2 separate regions of the Homo sapiens genome follow, and region 2 is linked to region 1. Evidence: chromatin loops called from intact Hi-C (ENCODE). Cell type or tissue: K562. All regions are shown on one strand. Each heading gives the region's core, and the rest is flanking DNA. Links, peaks and the distances in the headings are about the cores only.

Region 1 (4,403 bases), core at 182-4,181:
CCAGGATGGTCTCAATCTCCTGACCTCGTGATCCACCCGCCTCAGCCTCCCAAAGTGCTGGGATTACAGGCGTGAGCCACCGTGCCCGGCCCTGATTCTTAACATCTTACTCTCTCCCATGCTTCTACTTCCACACTAATTAAGGCCATCAAAAATAAGAAATAGTATTTAACTACAGTAATTTATGAAAACAGTCATTTTCTAAGTAAATCAGACTATTTAGAACTTAGCCATTCTATATGGTTTTTTTTCCATGATGAAAAACTACAGAACTAAAAGCTTCCTTGCCAGTGACTGATCCACAATACCAGGAGGCAGCTGTGATGGACTCATTTCTTCCACCATTATCTCTCTTTCCTCAGCCCCTAGTATGAGTGGTTGAGATTGTGACTGAGAATAAAGTATCAAAATCATCTAACAAGAAGCCTTTTTCCCACACTAAAATGCTTGTGTAGCTTGTAAAATGATGGCCGATTTTCCTATTTGCCAAACTTTCTATAATGTGGAACATTGTTTCTTAATGCTTATTACCTTACAATAGAGAATGTAATTGAGTCTCTCCACATTAAGATTCATTAATTTGAAAAGATCAAGATTTAAAAAAAGGCTGTGCACGGTGGCTCATGCCTGTAATCCCAGCACTTTGGGAGGCCGAGGTGGGCAGATCACTTGAGGTCAGAAGTTTGAGACCAGCCTGGCCAATATGGTGAAACGCCATCTCTATTAAAAATACAAAAATTAGCTGGGTGTGGTGGTGAGCACCGGTAATCCCAGCTACCTGGGAGGCTAAGGAGGGAGAATCACTCGAACCCGGGAGGCAGAGGTTGCAGTGAGCCAAGATCGCGTCACTGCACTCCAGCCTGGGCAACAGAGCTAGGCTCCGTCTCAAAAAATAAATAAATAAATTTGCATTTTGAAATCAAACCATATGACTACTCATTGAGAGAAACAATCCTTTCCATTTGGCTAAAAACTAAAAATCAAAAGTCAATGACAAGAGGAATAATAAAATTTTAACTACTTTTAAAAAAGGAACATTTAGTTTCCAATATAAGTTCCTAATATCAGTAACATTTAGTTTCTAATATCAACGGATACACTTTTGAAAGTTTAGAAATAAAAATAATGCTAGTTTGTTCTAAAACACGGGATAGTCAAATGTCTACTCTCCAAACTTTGGTACCTTAATTATTTATCACATAACTGACCTATCCAACAAGATATTAAGAAAAAAAAAAAAAGAATCACAATTCTAGCTTCTTCCCTATGGTAAAACTACAGTAAATGAAAAGCAATTCTATACCTATGATAGCATGCCAATAAAATACTGACACCTAGGAGAGAAGTACAGAGACTTAGAGAAATGACCTACATACAAGACTATACAGACTTTCCTATGCTATTTTCTGGACTTAGAGACACACCAGGCCAAGTTCTAGTGGTTTATTTTCTCAAACTAGACAAAATATGCAACCTATGTATAAGTTATGTATTGATATTAATTTCCTCAAAAGAAGATCTGATACAAAACATCTAAAGGCATAACAACTTTAAGTTTCTGCAAGATCCCAAAATGTCTTCTTGCTCTGAAATTAGTATTTGACAGACTAACACACCAGCTAGATGCTTCAACCCTTTTTAGTATAAGGCAACATATACATTGTTTAATGTATTTATAACAGATTTTGAACAGATTTTGATATTCTACACTTTCAACAAAGTATCAAATTTTCATCTGACTGCAACTCTTTCCTCTTAAAATATATATTGTTTACAGTACATTTATATCATTAAAATCATTACTAAATATACAATATAGGCAAGAGTAATCATATTTGTGTTTTCATGTATAACAATTATTTCCTGATTATAAAATCTCTCTCTTCAAAGAAATAACCACACACTGGTACATTTTTCTATTTTTTAAACCAAGACAAAACTGAGCTTATCCTTGACATATGTACAGTTTTTAAAAATTGAGATTTTTTTAAAAAGTGATTTCTATATATATTTCTAACCAATATGCACTATCAGAGGAGATGCAATTCATGACTGATACCACCTGAGGGCACTCCTAAAATCTTTAAAAAAACCGAGAATCACATTTTTACCTACTGGGAAGGAGACCCAGTCCTACTTCAAGTCCATGCTTTGAAAAATGTCTTTCAGAAAACATGTGTTTCTTTACACAAAGATGATAAATAAGCATAATTCCTATCCACTGCATATTCTCTGGGCTTCATGTACTTGCAACGGAAGTGTTTCTAAAGCAGGATGAAACCCATCTAAATACTTCAAATAAAAGGGTTACAGAATTAAAAAGAACTAAACTCACAGGATTATCTTTCTAGATTATACATTTATCATCAATAAAAAGTTCACATTTCTATAGAAAATAAAAATTCAAAAACTACTTCAAATATATACAAGATCTAAAAGTTAACAAACATTTGTTTTAACATACACATGGCACTTCAGTTCAAGAATACAAGTAAATCTTCAGTTTTGCTTTGTCTCTGGAAAAAGAAAGAAAATACAAATAAACCATGGGCACCTTACCTGTTTCCTGTGAATTTAACACTTCTAAGGCATGCATCATGGCACTTGCGAAGACATTGGCATCCTCTTTGCTGCCAAAGTTGAGACCATACACCTGTCTAGCATCTCGCCACTGGTGGAAGGTCTGTGTAGCTTGATTGTACTTCAACCCTTTAGGAATGGCACAGTTTATCACGACCTAAAAAATAATAATTCTTTATAAAGTCAAACCAATAATTGGCAAAATCAAGGATGTCAACAAATGCTGATTGTATATATTCATTCAAATGTGTTCCTAACAGACCTTGGCAAAAATTGCTTAAACAATTATCTGGGTAAAATCTACACAAATATCAGTCTGATAGAAGTTAAGCTTTTCGCTGATTACAAAGGTCTGCCATAAAACAGTAAATCAGCCGGGCACGGTGGCTCACGCCTGTAATCCCAGCACTTTGGGAGGGCTCGAGGCAGGCAGATCATGAGGTCAGGAGATTGAGACCATCCTGGCTAACACGGTGAAACCCCATCTCTACTAAAAATACAAAAAATTAGCCAGGCGCAGTGGCGGGTGCCTGTAGTCCCAGCTACTCGGGAGGCTGAGGCAAGAAAATGGCGTGAATCCAGGAGGCAGAGTTAGCAGGGAGCCAAGATCACACCACTGCACTCCAGCCTGGGCGATAGAGCGAGACTCTGTCTCAAAAAAAAAAAAAGTAAATCAGCAAAACAAAAAAAAATTTTCCTCATTAAATATATTTTAACTTGTTTGCTGAAGTTTTACAAATACAAAAAAGTATACACAACCTAAGAGTGTATCTCTCTGAATGTTCACATGAAGTCAGTACCCTGATTAAGAAATCAAACAGCAACACCAGAAGCCCCTCTTCTTAACTCCTCCCACCTCCCAAAAGGTACTAGCCACACTTCTAACATCATAAATTACTACATTTATATGAAATCCAAAAACTAACATATCATTCTGAGGAGGGTCTTGAGTATCTATATAGGGGTCTTAAGTATCTTTCATTAGATTTATTTCCTATTATTAATCGAGTTTTGTAGGTTTTTGGATTTTATATAAATGGAGTTATACAACATGTATTAAACGTATCTGCTCTCTTATCCTCAAAATTGTAAGAGCCATCCACTTGTTGCATGCAGCTGTGGTTTGTTCATTTTCACTGCTCTATGGTAGTCGTTTGTATAAATCATATTTATTTAACCATTCTCCCATTAATGAACAATTGGATTATTTGCAGTTTGGGCTATTAAAAATTGCGATGTTATGAACTTTCTACTGCATGTCTTTTGGTACAAACAAGCATTCATTTTTGTTGGGCATATACCCAGGAGTGGAAATATCACAGGACATGTGTATGTTCAGCTCTAGTAGAAAATTCCAAGTAGCTTTCCAAATTGGTTCTAGTAATTTACATTTCCACAAGAGTATACAAGAGCTTGTGCTACTTCTACATACTATGCAACATTACAACTGGTACTGTCAGTCTTTATTTTAGCAATTCTGGTGGGTATGAATGCTTTATCACTGCAGTTTTAGTTTGCATTTCCCTGATTTTTATTAGGTATCTAGATGTCTCTTTTTGTGAATATCTGCTTGAATTAAGTCTCTTGTCCATTTTTCTCCTGAGTTGTCAACTTTTTTCTTCTTTGATTTCTAAGCCCTTTATATATTCTAGATATGATATCATTGTTGGTTATCTGTGATGCATATATCTTATGCCATTCTATGAATCGCCTTTTCACTCTTAACGGTGTCTTGATGGATGTAAGTTCTTCACTTTGATTCTGTTCAAATTAGCAATCTTTTCCTTTATAGTTACTGCTTTAGTGCCCTGTTTAACAAATGT
Region 2 (4,403 bases), core at 138-4,137, 410 kb after region 1:
CCACTGCACTCCAGCCTAGGTGACAGAGCGAGACCCTGCCTCAAAAAAAAAAAAAAAAAGACTTCTTTTGAGAAGGGAATAGCATCGGTGAGGGAGCAGTGAGATGGTTGCTAGGCACACTTACAGGTGTCATCTTGTCGTGCAGTATCTTGATAATATGTGTCAAGAACCTTAAAAATATTGATCTCCTTGGCTGGGTGTGGTGGCTTACACCTCTAATCCCAGCACTTTGGGAGGCCGAGGTGGGCAGATCACTTGAGGCCAGGAATTCAAGACCAGCTTGGCCAACATGGCAAAACCCTGTCTCTACTAAAATACAAAAATTAGGGAGACTGAGACAGGAGAATTACTTGAACCTGGGAGGCAGGGTTTGCAGTGAGCCGAGCTCGCGCTGCTATGCTCCAGCCTGGGCGACAGAGTGAGACTCCGTCTCAAAAAATATATACGTACATATATTCATAGACTAGCGCCAGTAAGAACCTATCTGTGAATGTCCCAGGGAGATCATTTGAGATTCAGGCAAAGGTCAATATGCAAAGATTTTATACAATTTCAAAAAAATTAAGAAATGCAAATGCCTCACAAAACAAGAAAGGTCAAATGATGGTGCATACACAGAGAAAACTGTTATATAGTCATTAAAAACCACATGTGGAAGAATTTTACATGCCATAAAGAAAGCTCATACTATGCAATGTCAAATCAAAAAGGAACACATATCATCTTCACTCATAATATATGATTTCAGTCAATATACACAGAAAAGCAAACAAACAAGGATATTTACCAAAGTATTAACAATGACTATTACTGAGTTGAGGACATCTGGGTGATGTTCAGCTTCATCTTTATATTCTTTATATATTTTCCAGAATCTCTGAAAGCTTTTTTTTAAATAATCAGAAAAAAAGAATTTTTATTCTATTTTATTTTTAATGCACAAACTCTGAAGTCTCGACAGATAAATTCTGCCAATAACCTACCTCACCTACCTACTTAGAAGCTTAGGCAAGTTATTTAACCACTCGGACACTCCGTTTGATCAACCATGAGATGTGAGAACATCAACTCCATGAAGTGTGGGGATGGAGAATGAAGCAAGGCACCAGAACCTGTGGTCCAGACCCCACCCGCCACATCCCCTAGAGGGGATGTCTAGGGGAAGAGTCCTATCCTCCCTTGGGATGTCTTAGAATTTTTAGTTTCCTTTCTTTCCTTCCTTTCTTTCTTTCCTTCTTTTCTTTTTCCTTCCTTCCTCCCTCCCTCCCTCTCTCTCTCTCTCTCTCTTTCTTTCTTTCTTAGATGGAGTCTCACTCTGTCGCCCAGGTTGGAGTGCAGTGGCGGGATCTCTGCTCACTGCAACCTCCACCTCCCGGGTTCAAGCAATTCTCCTGCCTCAGATTCCCGAGTAGCTGCGATTACAGGCATGTGCCACCATGCCCGGCTAATTTTTGTATTTCTAGTAGAGATGGGTTTTCTCCATGTTGACCAGGCTGGTCTCGAACTCCTGACCTTGTGATCCGCTCGGCTCGGTCCCCCAAAGTGCTGGGATTACAGGCGTGAGCCACAGCGCCTGGCCGGAATTTTTAGTTTCTGAAGGAAGTACTTCTTGGCTGTATAAGCTGTCTTCATAAACCCACACATTCAAAGAAATTTCCTTCTGAGCACGCCAGTGAAAGAGTATTCGTGAAAAAGGTCTTGCACACTAAAGTGGTCAAGCAATGTCCAAGGGTGGGGGATAGTTACCGGGAAGAATTGTGTGAGGTCTCTCGGGGTTCCTGTCCCACCCCAGGCTGTAGCGGGGGAAGGAGGAAAGAAGACGAAAGGGAGGACTGGGGAAAACGGACTCAGAGGACCCACCCACCTGCAGCTGCCCAGGCTCCTGGGCAGTGCCCTCCAGGAAGCACAGAAGTAGGGGCTGGAGGCGGGCTTCGGTGGACCCCGAGCCCGGGCCGGCAGCCAGCAGGGGTCGCTGCAGACATGGGAATCACGGTGCTGACCGTGCCTCTGCAGCGCTGTCTTCAGGTGCTTTTGCTGAACGGTCATATCTTCTCTAAACCCAGGGGGTGCAGAGGGTCCTCCCAGACGAAGAAACCGAGGACAGAGAGGTCAAAGGACTTGCCCAGAGTCCCTAACTGGTTAATGGAAAAACTCCTGCTCTTCTAACTTAACGTCAAGCCGGAGGATTCAGGCAGCGACTATGAGACGCCCTGTAAGAGAGGAAGGGTTAGGGCAAGAGCTTATCAAATGTTTAAAAATTATATATTTTATAATAATTCGGCCAGGCACCGTGGCTCACACCTGTAATCCCAGCTCCTTGGGAGGCTGAGACGGGCGGATCACCTGAGCTCAGGAGTTCCAGACCAGCCTGGCCTGCCTCTCCTTTCTCTGTAGTAGAGAAACTCCGTCTCTACTAAAAATTCAAAAATTAGCTGGGTGTGGTGGGTGCCTGTATTCCCACCTGGAGGTGGAGGAACGAGAATCGCTTGAACCCGGGAGGCGGAGGTTGCAGTAGGCCGAGATCGCGCCATTGCACTCCAATCTGGGCGACAAAGTGAGACTCTGCCTCAAAAATAATAATGGTAGTAATAATAATAATAAAATTAAAAATTAAAAAAAATCTTGAGCAATGAAATGAGTGTATTTGTTTCCCAGAATCCTCAGCAGTACAGGGAAGTTTCAAAATTAGCTTTCTTGTTTTGTTACCGGTATAACAGCTATAATATGACTTCTCAGTATTGATTTAGGCTATTCTTATTTACAAAAACTTGGTAATTAAACTATATTAAATTTAAGAAGTCCTGTTCCTCAAAAGACACCAATAAGAATGAAAATTCAAGCCAGAGTGTGGGAGAAGATATTCATAATTCATATACCCGACAAAGGACTTGAATCCAGAATATAGAAAAACTTGCTAAAAGTCAATAAGAGGCTGGGCGCAGTGGCTCACGCCTGTAATCCCAGCACTTTGGGAGGCCGAGGTGAGCGGATCACCTGAGGTCAGAAGTTCGAGACCAGCCTGACCAATATGGTGAAACCCCATCTCTACTAGAAATACAAAAATTACGCAGGCATAGTCATGGGCCCCTGTAATCCCAGCTACTCAGGAGTCTGAGGTAGGAGAATCTCTTGAACCCAGGAGGCAGAGGTTGCAGTGAGCTGAGATCGCACTACTGCAACAGAGCGAGACTCCATCTCAAAAAAAAAAAGAAAAAAAGTCAATAAGAAAAGGACAGTCAGACAATTCAATGAAAAAAATGGCAAAAAAAAAACCTCACAAAATGGGCAAAAGACTAGAATAGGCACATGGTAGAAGAGGATATCCACGTGGCCAATCAACAGGAAAAAATGCTTGGCTTCATTAGTCATCAGGGAAATGCAAGTTAATACGTGATGTGGCCGGGCACGGTGGCTCATGCCTCTATTCTCAGTGCTTTGGGAGGCTGAGGCGGGAGGATTGCTTGAGCCCTTCAAGACCAGCTTGGGCAACATAGTGAGATGAAATCTCTAATCACACACAAACTCACACACTCCCACTGTAATAAATATATATATATATATATATATAAAGCCGAGACCAAGATGGTTGTGAGACTTGGCGCCTTCCTCAAGAACTCCTGGGCCAAGGAGCCAGTGCTGGTGGTCTCCTTCGTCATCGGGAGCCTCACTGTAATTCTGCCCCCACTCAGCCCCTACACCAAGTATTCCATCATGATCAATGAGGCCACACCCTACAACTATCCAGTGCCCGTCCACGATGATGGGAACATGCGGACATGTGCAGCCACCCCCAGGGCCCCCAGGGCCCCAGCTTGGAGTGGCTGAAGAAAGTGTGAGCACCTCCACTGACAGAAGAGGCCCCTCGCATGGCTCCCAATAAAAATGTGAAAACCAACAACTTTATATATATATATATATATATATATATATATATATACACACACACATATATATGTGTATATATATATGTATATATATACACACATATATATGTGTATATATATATGTATATATATGTATATATATGCGTGTATATATGTATATATATGTATATATGTATATATGTATATATATGTATATATGTGTGTATATATATGTATATATATGTATATATATGTGTGTATATATATGTATATATATATGTGTATATATATGTATATCAAGTGTTGCTATTTCTCCCAATATCTCCTAAAGCTGAATATTTACACATCCTGTGACCAGCATAGGTATATAATCAACAGAAATATGTTCATGTGTGTGATGGTTAATATTAAGTGTCAACTTGATTGTGGCCGGGCGTGGTGGCTCACACCTGTAATCCCAGCACTTTGGGAGGAGGCTGAGGCTGGCAGATCACTTGAGGCCAAAAGTTCAAGACCAGCCTGGTCAACATGGCAAACCCC

The links. Peaks named below come from ENCODE experiments on the same cell type or tissue, not always from the same donor. Only the 100,000 strongest peaks of a DNase experiment are listed, where the experiment ranks them.
Region 2: a loop joins it to region 1, with 4 times the contacts of the local background. A loop is called at or near these places in 18 of 110 quality-filtered maps.

Annotation. Positions count from the first base shown.
Region 1 is chr1:225,552,347-225,556,749 of GRCh38, forward strand. It overlaps ENAH (ENAH actin regulator), which reads right to left. Exons shown (of 14, transcript NM_018212.6): 3 at 2,560-2,737. Among named protein-coding and RNA genes, the nearest start is that of LINC02765, 87 kb to the left of the region's middle. In K562, for the core only: a CTCF peak has its summit at 2,068 (motif pointing right); a DNase peak (open chromatin) is centred at 2,075; H3K27me3 peaks cover 642 bases.
Region 2 is chr1:225,960,599-225,965,001 of GRCh38, forward strand. It overlaps the pseudogene NDUFA3P3. Among named protein-coding and RNA genes, the nearest start is that of LEFTY2, 22 kb to the left of the region's middle. In K562, for the core only: a CTCF peak has its summit at 1,973 (motif pointing right); a DNase peak (open chromatin) is centred at 1,973; H3K4me3 peaks cover 223 bases.